2 separate regions of the Homo sapiens genome follow, and region 1 is linked to region 2. The links are chromatin contacts, found by Hi-C or POLR2A ChIA-PET in ENCODE. All regions are on one chromosome and are shown on one strand. Each heading gives the region's core, a stretch centred on a gene start or an enhancer-like site at or near the end of the contact. The rest is flanking DNA. Distances are from core to core; before and after follow the strand shown.

Evidence for each region. Hi-C counts contacts between places; a loop is a spot of excess contacts on that map. ChIA-PET counts read pairs that join two places held with the same protein, here RNA polymerase II (POLR2A). Pooled maps may share reads with other maps.
Region 1: a loop to region 2 is called in a map of aorta, with 1.9 times the contacts of the local background. The contact joins two enhancer-like sites. A Hi-C loop is called at or near these places in 6 of 168 maps with a recorded cell type or tissue (aorta, breast epithelium, endothelial cell of umbilical vein and 2 more), 1 of 37 single-sample maps with no recorded cell type and 6 of 50 pooled maps. POLR2A ChIA-PET finds 5 or more read pairs at or near these places in 1 of 52 experiments (GM12878).

What each region holds. Positions count from the first base shown.
Region 1 is chr15:48,600,631-48,606,813 of GRCh38, forward strand. The region is part of intron 4 of FBN1 (fibrillin 1); the gene reads right to left. Among named protein-coding and RNA genes, the nearest start is that of FBN1, 42 kb to the right of the region's middle. Within about 2 kb of position 2,306, at least 2 of the 41 ENCODE cell types and tissues checked have a DNase peak (open chromatin) inside an H3K27ac peak, as active enhancers do.
Region 2 is chr15:48,556,519-48,563,483 of GRCh38, forward strand. The region is part of intron 6 of FBN1 (fibrillin 1); the gene reads right to left. Among named protein-coding and RNA genes, the nearest start is that of FBN1, 86 kb to the right of the region's middle. Within about 2 kb of position 2,898, at least 11 of the 41 ENCODE cell types and tissues checked have a DNase peak (open chromatin) inside an H3K27ac peak, as active enhancers do.

The DNA.
Region 1 (6,183 bases), core at 1,056-3,555, 44 kb after region 2:
GGGGGCAGAGGTTGTAGTGAGCGGAGATCGCACCACTGTACTCCAGCCTGAGTGACAGAGCGAGCGAAAGAAAGAAAAAAAAATCATTTACCATGCAATGCAATTGTTTCTCTGGCATTCACTTTAATAGTGCTAAATGACTTCTTTAATTTAACAGAAATTACAACTCAATGTCATTTCTGTAATTTATACCAACAAGAAAGTATTGCCTTGAGTAACCATATGAGACAAGATTATGATGGCAATAATTTTCCCGTGAAAAGATTTAGAATCCCAGGTAGATGGCACAGGGGAACAGTTAAGAGTAGCAAATTCCAAAGAATTTTGTTAAAAGAAATTTTAGAGGCAGAATAGAGAAAAAAGAAAATACCTACAAAGACATTTAATAACAACACTGCCTGACGACAGGGACAGCTGGATTTGCCTGAGAAAGAGCTGCTTGTTTAAACTGTAACCTCAAACTAAATAAGATCCTCATTTTCACCTACAGAAGTGTTCATTTCGGGGCCCAGGGTAGAAAGACCATGGGCTGACAGCCTTAGACCCCAGACAATGAGACACTCAGAGAAGCTGGAGTAAAAGACAGCCACGGGCTCATAGTGAGCAATGACAACAGCGCAGGCAAGTGCTCTCATTTCTCCAGTGTTCAGGCTATCTCTAGGTCAGTAATTTAGGAATGCTAATAGCACTTTCAAAATCCTAGGCTATTTCCTAGTCCAAAGCTTGATTGAATTAACCACTAATCCTTGTTGATACCTGCCTACACATGGAGGCCAGGATTGGGCTTTGGAGGTTTGGCTTATTCTGTCTGGTCCTCCAAGTTGTGGAAGTAAATTCTCAGAGAAGAAGGTTCGATAATTTTAGCTAAGGAGAAGAGAATATCTTCTTTCTACACAAAAGCAGAAATCTGCTGTTTATGCTCACTCTTCCTGAAGCACAGGGGCCAAATCTTCTCTTCAGAGCAAATAGAAGATTCCTCCCAACAGCCACCCTGTCCATTACCCCTTGTTAGGAATCCTCAGCCACGGTATTGAAAAGTGGCTACTTGACTTCAGGAGAAAGGGACAATTTTTATAAGGAGCTACACAAATCTCAGCCTGCCAACAGGGAAGGAAAGTGCAGAACCCACTATCTTCTATACCCTTCCTTTTACAGCACAAAGAAGTTAGGTTGAGTTGAAAGTTAAATGCCTTTTCAACAACATGCCACACACTGAAACACCATCAAAGGCCTGTTTCTACTGAACTAGAGCCACCTCCATCTCTCCACATTCACGGTCCCCTCAGCATGGCCCCAGGTATCTTTCGAGGCTCCTTGGCACATGCCCACTATGTCCTATGACTCCATCCCCTGATCTACTTATCAGTCATTCATTCACTCAATGAACATTTCTGAGTGCCTACTATGTGCCATGCAAAACACCCGGCACTTTCCTTGTCCTAGTCCCTCTGTAGAACCCTCTCTCTTACCTGCCTCTTTGTCTCCTTGCCCCTAACTCCTAAACCCCAACACAACACACACACAGTTCTCCCCCAAACCTGAAATCCTATCTATCTCCAAAACCCATTTCAAATATTGCTTCCTTCCGCTAATCTTTTCTGATATCTCCCAAACCAAATGTGAGCCCTCTCTCCTTTCCAATTACTTCATATTTCTCTTTTGAAGCATATATTATATAATCCAGCCTATTTTTACTTATTTTGCCCCATCTCATTTGTTTAAAAACTTCTTCAGAGTGGGGAGTGGGAGAGCATTAATTATGCAATACCTCTTAAGTGCCTAGAGTAGCACCTTGCTTTATATGTAAGTGCTGTATAAAACTGTGCTAAATTAATTTTTATTTACTTAACTCATGCTGCCTGATGATGACATCAAAAGCCATGCCCAAAGACCAAACTGAGACTTAGAAGTTGTCCATTGTGTCCGAGGCACTTATACAGCCCTACTAAGTAGGTTGCTATTAAAAATATTTTTATCTTTGTTTCCCCATGTATGAATGCAGAAATAACTCCTTTGTTGGAGTAATGAAATCAAGCAACCCCGGAAACTGATTGCAGTTATTTTAGGCTCTTATGATTCCGTTAAAACATCTCAGCCAAGATGCTTTTTTAACTAAAAATCTGTCTATACGTATACAAAGAAAAAAAATGATTTAGTGAAAACTTTGAATAATATTCTAAGTAGGTCATGAAAAGGTGTATAGTTGCTTTAAATTTGAAGTTAAACTTAGCTTCATCCTATCTTAGAAAAACAGTGAGGATTGGGAAAAGCACAGGAAATGATGTCATCTGTCAAGCAGCATAGGAACTCAGCCTTCAAACTGATTTCAATTAAAGCAGTTCATGCCAAGAGCTAATTTCCATTCCCACATGAGCAACAAAGCCATTTAACTACTTTGAGATAAAAAAGCTAACAGTAGTTTAGTGACTTTACATTATTTGTTCAAGTTGAAAATCAGAATGAATTCTTCTTTCTGGCAAGAATGGTAAGTTTACAATTAAATGCAATATAATAAAAAATCTCCCTGATATATATTTTTTACCCTGTCTTTCAGGCAAACCTTTTCCAGCATAAAATATTCTTTCTTTAAAAAATAAAAGCACTCATTCAGACTTGTGAAACAAGAAGACATCAAGGAACCATATGCATGAATCCTTGGGGGAAGCCAGGAGGAGGCAGGCTCAGCACAGGTAATAGGCTCTGAATCACTTGCTTTGCCACCGTGTTAACCATGGGAAACTGTATTCGTTGTGAGTCTTAGATCTTTAGTGGGGAATAAAGCATTCCGATAAAGGTGGGAGCAGTCGCTCAGGATTTCTGTGGGGAAGTGAAAGAACTAGATACGTAGTTTCACTGTACACGCAGGAAATAGTTTACAGAGAATATATACCGAAATTGGTTTTATTTTGGATTCAGTCCTGCCATTGATGCATATTCTAAATTTATACTGATTTGAACAAGAATTCTAGATGTATCATAATTAGGAGACCAAGTTCTACGTCTCTTAAAAAAGCCAACTGAAACCTAGGGGTTCCTCCTACACCCATAATGATGCTGTATTCTTTACTGGATGCACTAAGTACCCCAAGTCAGAAGATATTCCTAAACTCAATCTGTGTTAAGATTTTACTAGAAATTGAAAACACTAGGGGAATCAAAGTGCACAGATCCAGCCATATGCAGTGAACCCTGAGTGTCCTAGGGTCCCAGTGAGGACCTGCCCTTGAAGACGAGCAGACAGCCGTAAAGGGTTTCATGTAAGGCTCAATAACCCAGAGCTAACAGAAAATGTTGCCATCTCCCCATATCCATAAAAGATCCCAAATTAATTTTGTGTTCATATCAGATGTCAGTCAGTCATTTCAGTCATTCAACAGTGACTTACTGAACGTCTTTCATTTGGCAGCATTGGCCAGAAAGAGCAGAAGAAATTTTCTTTAGATTACAGCCCAGCACAGATTAGTTCTTAAATGATTCATCAGAAAAGAACAATGTGAGCACGCTATGGGAATGAGAGAGAGGCAGGGCTGGCACCTGGATCTCAATACCTCAGGTAATGATTTTCTTTGGGATGCATTAGGTTTGGAATGATTCTAAAGACCTGCCATCATCTTGGCAGGCACAACTGGCAGGAAGAACACTGGGAGCAATTTGCACATAAGCATTTGTATGACGAACATGTGATTTTAATTTAGGTACTAGGAAAAGCACAGACAGACAAATTAAACAGCTAGACTAACTTCTGGACTCTACACCTGAGACAAGAGTCCACAGGGACAATCAGAGTCACTGCAGGATAAAAACAATTTTCATTTAGAGGGATAACAGCAATGGCATTTCCCTTAAGTGAACAGATGTCTGGGGATGCCTAAAGACACACAGCTTGGAAGAGAAACTTCACTAAAATTCTCAAACAAACAAATAAACAAACAAAATCTAGCCAAGCTGGAAAAGCTGTAGAGAAGGACAAGTTAAATGACAGTAGTGATAAAGGTGCTTCCATAAAGGGTGGAGTAGAAAGCAAAGAGTTCAACCATTTCTAAGGACAAGTCTGAGTAGATTCCATGCATGCTTCTCCTCCCAGTCCATATAAATCCCACACTTCCCTGAAAAGCTTTTTCAAGGAGGACTTCTTCCAGACTGGCTAAAGCACCACCTTCCCTTCCTCTGAATGTCCCCACACTTTCAGGATGGTTGCACCATACTCCCTCAAACTTGCTAACACACTGGTCTAGAATTGTTCTGCTGGCCTTCTTACACCCTTAGAGCTCAGATTTGCATTGGGAGTACAAATGCCCCAAACTCTTGCTCCCAGCTGATTAAAGCCCCTTCCTAAAACCGGTGTCCGAGAGGTTTTGTCTGCGACTGGTCCTGCTGACACTCTCATTGAATTGAAGTAAATTAAATGAGAAAATGTGATCAAACTATAAGGGGTTTGAAAAGTGTAAAGGGCCCCAAATTGATATACAGGTTTGATGCAATTCCTATCAAAATCCTAAAAGGTTTTGTAAATATAGACAAGATTAATCTACAGTTTTTACAGAAAAGAACTAGAATAGCTAAAACAAAAAAAGGATAAAGTGGGGAAGATCTGCCTACCCATCTGGGTGGCAGAGCAAGACCCTGTCTCAAAGAATAAGTAAATAAAAATAAAACTATGAAACCATCAGAAAAAAGTTGGAGAAAATCTTCAGAATCTAGGAGTAGACAAAGCATTCCTAGACTTGACAATGAAAGCATGATCCAGTAAAGGGAAAACTGATAAGTTAGACTTACTCAAATTTGAAAACATTTGCTCTATGAAAGATCCCATTAAAAATATTAAAAAGCAAGCTACAGAGTGTGATAAAATGCCTGCAAATAACATATCTGATAAACAGCTAGTATTTAGAGTATACAAAGAATTCTCAAAACTCAACAATGAAATAACAAACAATTCAATTAGCATCTGGGCAAAAGAGGCCAGGCACAGTGGCTCATGCCTGTAATCCCAACACTTTGGGAGCCCAAGGCATGCAGATTGCTTGAGCTCAGGAGTTCAAGACCAGCCTGGGCAGCATGGCAAAACCCTGTCTCTACCAAAAATACAAAAAACTTAGTGGGGCATGGTGGTGTGCCCCTGTAGTCCCAGCTACTCAAGAGGCTGAGGTGGGAGGATAACTTGAGCCTGGGAGACGGAGGTTGCAGTGAGCTGAGATCGCACCACTGTACTCCAACCTGGGTGACAGAGTAAGACCCCGTCTAAAAAAATTATTTTAATGAAAAATAAGAATCTGGACAAAAGATATAAAGAGACCTTTCACTGAAAAAGATATACAGGTGGCAATAAGCACATAAAAAGATGTTTGACATCACTATCCAATAGGGAAATGCAAATTGAAACCACAGTAAGAGATGACTACACAGCAATCAGAATAGCTAAAATAAAAAATAAAGACAACACCAAAAGCTGGTAAGGATGCAGAGAAACTGGGTCATTCATACACTGCTGGTGAGAATGCAAAATGGTACATACGGCGACTCCAAAAACAGTTTGACAGTTCTTAAAATGCTAAACATGAAACTATCATACAACTTAGAAATTGCATTTCTGTGTATTTATCCCAGAGAACATAAGATTTGTGTTCACACCACAAACTTGTACACAAATGTTCATAGCAGCTTAGTTCAAATAATAAAGAAAAAAAAACTGATGACAACTCAGATGCCCTTCAATAGGTGAATGGCCAAACAAACTTGTGGTACATCCATAGCATGTACTACTACTCAGCAATAAAAGATAACAAGCTGTTCATACTGCAACAACCTAGATGACTCTCCAGAGAATTCTGATGAGTGAAAAAAGCCACTTCCAAAAGGTTACATATTCTGTGATTCCATTTATATAACATTTGTGAAATGAAAAAATTATAGAAATGTAGAACAGATTAGTGGTTGTCAGAATTAAAGAGAGAATTATGTCGGGAAGAAAATGACAATAAAAGGGTAACATCAGCGCTCTTTGTGGTGATGGAAATGTTCTGCATCTTAACTGTATTGATTTTGTGATATCCTGGTTCTGCTCTTGTACTATAGTCTTGCAAGATGTCACAATGGGGAAAACTAAATAAAGAATACCCAGGATATTTCTGATTTCTTACAACTGCCATGGTTGGAATGTTCCTTCCAAAACTCATGTTGAAA
Region 2 (6,965 bases), core at 1,648-4,147:
TGGCACAGCATAAATTCCAGGCATCTGAAATGCAGTTAGAAATCATTTTCTTTGAAACCTAACAAAAAGGGTTCCCTGAGATCTCCTGCACAAAACGCCAGGTATTCTTACAGCAATGGCAGCTACTCCTCATAGTGAACATAGTGCCAGAGTTGAATTCAGGCTGTGGACACAGAAAGTTCTGACCTAAATTCCAACCCTGCCCATTCTTAGCCCTGTGTCATTGTTTAATCTCAGTAAGCCTCAATCCCCTCACGTGTCAAGCGGAGAGAATTTAAGGTTGTTAAGATTTGGGTGAAATATTATATGTGAAATACCTGTAATTGTCTCAAGCACATATTTTTTATCAGTGATATTTTTAAAAGCATCACCCAGTGAGTTGCTAAAAATAGAGTGATTTAATTCAAGAAAAAGCTTCTTAAAGTAACGCGAAACATCCTGAATCACCTGGCCCACTTACAGACTTTTCGAATGCCCTTCTTTGTAGTGAACTGTGCAGGTGAAGGAAGGTCTTTTTGGTACCTGAACCCAAGATTGAGAGGGGAGTTGAGTGCACACTACAAAACAATATAGAGATGGCCCCTGTTTTGTGTAAAAAGGCAGTGCAGTAGATGAAAAGAAAAGCACTTAGAACCCAAATCTCTATTCATTCAAGAATTTGGTAACCTATGTGAATTCCTGACTTTGAGGATCAGAAAGGTTTTTAGAGAACAGCTCGTCACTTCATAGATGAAAAAAACTGAGATTGGGGTGGTGCAATGATTTGCCCAAGGTCACACAGCCACTGAAAAGCAAACCAGCACTAGGACTCAAGTTTCCTCCTGGTCTAGTACTATTTTCACTAAATCATGTTACTACTCTGGATGCCGGCCTGATACATCCTGGTGCCAAGTGGCAACTGGTTTCCCCTGCAGAGGAGCAACAGAAGGGGCAGCAGAGTCCTTTTTCACCTTGGAACACGCTGAGGATGGCGTCAAGAAAGCCAGGTTTAAACCAGGTCAGCCAGAAGGGTCTGTCTAAAGCACAGCTGAGCAAGCGCCATTCAAGCCAGGATTCTGTCAGTACAACGGGCGTGTCAGCGACAAAGTTGAGTGAATGAAGTTCATGCCAAGTATTCATTGAGAAGGCTGGGCAAGATAGGTCCAGGTTGGGGAAGGGAAGAGAAAACGATGAGATGAAGGTTAAAGGAAAGGATGACTGGGTGTTCCTCTAGGGCATCTTTTCCACAGTAGGGCTCTCTGAGCATACTTAGCTGTTTGTGCAGGGGCCCTAAGACACTGGCTATCAGTTGATATGCTTGCATTTGCAAGATTCTCACTTAAAAATAAAAACTTAACACTCACCTTGAATACTATGCCTGAAATATAATTAAGCCATCACCAGGAGATGAATTTGCCAGGACTAAGGCTTGAGGTCTGAATAAGTAGGCTTCTCCTATGTGGCTAAGTTAAAAGTTAGAGTGGTTCCCCCACTCCCATTCACATGTGGTTTCCTATTTTTTAAAAACTCTTAAACAAGCTAGGCATAAATAATAATCAGCACTCCAAGTCCTCTCAGCCAGGCCAAGTTACCATCCAACTCCATTTCCCCTCTCCCTATTTGAGGTCTCCTTGTTCCATATAAACTGTTAAATCTTTGATCCTACAACACATTTCATGTATTTCTCTGCACACACCTTTGTTTCCTTCAGCCATTTCCTATCCCAGAATATCTTCTTCCAGTTTATCTAAACAAAACAGTTCAGCACATAAAAAATTATAAACACTTGGGTATCATTTTGAAAACCATTTCAACTTCAACATTATTAGCATAAGGTTTAGTTTTAGACCTTGGTAATTCCAGGAGAGAGGGTTTAAATTATTAGACCTATTCCAAGCCAGGATATAAAACCCTTTCTAAACAGGTACTCCCCCAAGTATGGTGAAGGGAAGCATAAATTATCTAAGTCATCTTACAGCCCAGTCAAGCAAAGCATAGTTTTTTTTGTTAAAGCTGTTTTGGCTGTTTTGGCACACTAACAACTAGCTTTGGAAATTCTATACCTAAGAAGTTAGGCAGAATTATGAAAAAGCAAAGAAAAAGCACACAAATTAGCAAAATATCTGGCTACAGCACATACTAATAAAACAACAGAAATATATGAATAGCAGACAGATCAGATTCAGAGAGAAAATTTAGTAGGAATGGATATCAAATGTGTTCAAAGACGCAAAGCCTGCAAAATGAGATAACTAGGTCTGTTTTTCTGACAATCAATGTTTATAATTCCATGAAAATTTTTGAAGTATCGTGGGAGTACCTATAGGTGCTGTATAGCTCTGACTTGCTGGTTAAAGCTTAGTCAGTGAGCTATGGAGCACTGTACATGCATTCAGATCTGCATCTGCATCCCTGTAGAGAAATCCCACTTACCTGATTTCCCACAAAGAAAGCTGTTTCAGCTCTTTGGATTCACACTGGGAACAAGAAGTGCCGATTATCTGAAAGTTCAGACTAGGAAGCAGGTGAATAAAAAGGTATTCCCTCACTCAACACATGCCCCAAGAGTTTTGGTCAATGCAAAGAGCAGAAGCCAGAAGTCTTCTTAGAAATCAGCTGCTACTAAAAGTTAGTGTAAATACTGAATACAGAGCACTAGAAAAGGGAGTGAGAGCGTTGTGTGCTGCAAACCATTCTCTCTATCTTAGGTATGTGCTCCTTTGACAATTTATTGGCTAGTACAGCCTGTTTCCTTTCTTAACAAATTGTAGCCACAAATATATTATGTCTAAAGAATTTTGAGACCCCTTCGAAAGGGAGCTTGATCCAATCCTCAAGGCTCCAGGCACTTTCAGCATCAGCAGAGAGCTCTCCAGGAAGTCTGGCGGGTGGAGGCTGGATTCCCCCAGACTGAAACCCAAGAACTCTCTCATTAGAGGAGTCTGACTCAAGTAAAAGGCCTGCGGAGGACACAGACCAAGGACAAGCAGGCAGACCTCTGTGAGGAGCCAGGGTCCGGAGCAAAGCACAGTTTTTACAATCCTCAAGAACCTCTGCCAACCCAGCCAGGCTACTTACCTCGCCTGTGTCTATGTGAACTAAGGAAACAGTGTAAATTCCCCTCTCTTCCCAGAATGACTGAGTAAATGCTAAGGCTTGTTAACAACTGCCAAGAGGTTTCTACAGTATTCAAGGGCAGACTGGATTCACTCTGGCATCGGAAAAGAGGTTGAAAGAGATGATGGCATATCAGAAGATTAGGACGATAGAGGAAAGTTTTCATATCTAAGCAGCAGCAAAACAATGAACAAAATATATTGAAGTGAAAGACGAAGTATTTTACCAACAAAATCCTATGGAGACAAAGCCTGTTTTGTGTGCCCATCATCTGTTTTCAGTCATCTATTATCTGCAAGAGTTAAGTTTGTCTATTTCTACTTAGTACATGTGGAAGGCAAAACGAAGTAACAGATGCTACACAGGAGAAGCCAGGCTCACATAATAAAGAGTTTTGAGGCAAGAAGGCAGAATTCATGGGCCTCCTTTACTCATGGGCCCACTAAAGGCGACTCAAATTGCTACTGCATGAAATCAGGCTCACCCTGGGTATTGGCAGAGGTACGTTAAGTTTTCTCTTCAACATACCCTTATCTGAAACCACGCTACGTGTACTCTTAGACAAGAAGACGAGCCAGGCATGAGACAAAGCGCACACACCTTAAATCAATAAAGGATCCTAACTTTCCTGTAGGAGATAGCAATAAAAATAACAATAATAATAAGGACCCTGGTTGGTGATGGGCTTTACCACCTACAAGCCTTATTCAAATCACTTAATCTCTAAGTCTTGTTTCCTTATCCTATAAAATTGGGATAATAATACCTGCCTCAGAGGATGTGGTAAGGATTAAATGTGATAATACGTAACAAATGCTTGCCTTACTGGGTGCTCAAAGAGCAGTTGCTAGTATCATTTAGGAGAGGATGAGAGAGTCAAATGTTATTCTCTGAGGTTTGGGATTCCCCATCCCCTTGGTAGTTAGGTGCAGAGTTTGTGCTATGTGATATGAGATCTGGTATATTTGTAATTTGCATAACTTGGTATGTGTTGGCTTTGTAAGTATTCCTCGGTTGTCTTCGTATGAGCACATTTTGATACTCTAATTACAATGCGAGCTTCTAAAATTGCAAACCCATGGCTTCAATTTCCTTTGGATTTTTCCAAAAGACTTCAACAAATGTTGACGGAGCCCCAAATAGCTCATATACTCAAGGACTTGGATGCCAGAAGAGGCCCTGGAAATTGCCTAATCCACGTCCCCTGCATGCCACAGTGGAAAGAGCCCAGTACTGGAAGTTAGATGTCCCACCCCTGTGTGACCCTCTCTAAACCATATAACCTCTCTGGGTCATAATTTCCTCATCTGAACAATAGGGATCATGCCATACTACCCAACCCCCAGAGTTGTTGTGAAAACTAAGTAATGTATTCAGAAATCGTCAGCCAACTGAAATACAGGGAGTTTTCATCAGTATTATTACAGACTAGAAAACAAAGTCTCAAGAGGGTTGAGTGATTTGCCCAAGGTCACCCAAAACCCCAGTGATGAGTGGTCTGTCAGGGAGGGGCTTTAAAATAATGAGTATAAGTGCTAAAACAAAATGACTTGTCTTTTCAAGCCAATTAGTGATTTCCTTAAAACTAGCTGAATGTGCAGTCTTTCCCTTCCTGGCTCTGCCCTTTGGAAATGTTCATTACCTTCTGCTACAGGGACACCTAGATTCTAGAGTATGTGTTTTTGTAGCCTGGGCAGAGTCAGAGCAATCACCTACTAAGGCCCTACAATGAATGTTAATGCTTTAAACATTTATATTATTTAAAAATTTGTGAATAGGCAATATATTCAAAGGGTTCAAAAATCAAGAAGCATAGAAAATATTCACTGAAAAGTCTTCCCATAACTTCCCTCTGCCCAGTTCCTATGGCCAAACAGGTAACAAATTTATTGGCACCCTGAATATTCATCCAGCAAGGTTTTTATGAAAACACAAGTAAATAGAACATACTAAATATCAATTCAAGCTCCATTACACTCAATTCAAAATTTTAAAGAATCATATTTACCTTTTTTAGACTTTATCAACAATTTTTGATTCATCCACTGAATAAACAACCTTCAGATGAAAATTTTCCTACTCTCAGACTATGGAAAAAGTATCTCTAAATTAAAGATTTCAGCTCCTAATTTAGCGTATGTTTTTACTCATCCTTAAAGCTCATCTTGAAATGGTTTATACTGTCAATATACACAGCAGAGCAAATATGAAGGCAAGTCATTCTCTTGGGCAAGCATTCTGGAAGAACTATTTAGCACATAGCTTTCCCTGGAAATGGGGTCTTAAGGCTTATTGGTAAAAAGCCCAAATTTTAGTGTCCATAAGAACCACTGAGGAACTTATTGAAACGCAAATCCCTGGACTGAACCCTCAATAATTTTGATTCTGCTGGGGGCCAGGAATCATTTTTGCTGAGTAACCCTGCCAATCATGACGTAAGTTGTCAGTAGATCACATTTTGGGCAACACTGGACTGGATGTTAGAAGAATGGAATCAAGCCTGGACTCCCATCAATTAGCTCTGTGACCCCTGGTTAGTAAGCTCAGTTCACCGAAACTCCTCAGAACCCTCTACAAAAAGCAGAGATTGGGCCAGAATGCTATAAAGTTCCTCTCCACAGGTCCGTGCTGTGATGCTGGGACATCTTCAGTAATTTTGGCAGACCGTAGGCCACAAAGAGGCCATGGATTACTGTGATATATCTACTTCAGGGAAACTTTACAATTCTGAAAGAGCATGTAACACAGTAACCCACAGTTTTTCTTTGCTTTAATAAAGTTATTTTGTTGCCCAATGGTGGCCATGTTGTGTATTACAAATAGGGAATTGAGTCAATGTAAGAGAACTCCAAATGGAATACCCTTTTGTGCATGGGCATGAACGTTTTAGGTGTCGCCATCAGCAAAGGGAAATGTGAGTGCCTTTAAATTAACTCAAGTCTTGGATTCATTAAAAACAGAAACATATTTTTAAAACCAAAGTATTTTCATTTTCAAGGACAAAGATTGCTATTTTTTAGAGATTGCACTAGGTGGTGATGCCAACTAATGGACTGCCACTCAAACACCAGCATGCCAACTTGCTCGCTGGCAGGAAAGCTCTGCCTGCCCATGGTTTGAGGAAAGCATCTTCCCTACAGCTGGGGTCTTCCAGTCTAAACCAGGCAAGGAGAACAGCCCACACAAGCTTTCTGATTTAATTTAAACTGGAAGGGAAACATTTATGTATTGTTTTAATCAATAGTTTGGAGGACTCTAAAATTTGTAATGAAACATTCTAAATCTAATTTTCATTAGTCTTTTATTTAAATGAAGAGATTGTACCAAAAGAAGATGTTTTTATCTATTTGTAAAGTCCTTTAGAGGAGGATTATATGCCCAGTACCTAGTACTACAGTCCTTAGCACAGACTATGTCTTCAATAGATACATGAGAGACAGTGAATGAATGAACAGATGAACAATCAAATGAACCAAGATGTTTTACTCATAGTCCTGTCTAGAACTTCTTCATGAACTAAGTTTTATCATCAATATTCATTGAGTACCTACTGTCTGCCAGACACTATTCTAGGCACTGAAGATATGGGTGAAAACAGGCGGCCAGCTCTCCTTTTCTGAAGCTAACTTGAGAGAGAGAAAGAGACTTTTAGGTAAATATTTTTAATGGTAATGTGATAAAGAGAAACTAAGGAAGCAACACTGGAGAGGAAGGTGAGAGAAAATGAAGGGGTTAGGTAAATAAATTAATTAATGAGTATCATATGAAGGAGATTGCCTCTTGTAAATCAGCTGTCCTGCAGGGAGCAGGCAGGGAGGAGGGAAAAAAACCCTATCTATTAAATCTGTTTTGAACAAACAGATTGAGAA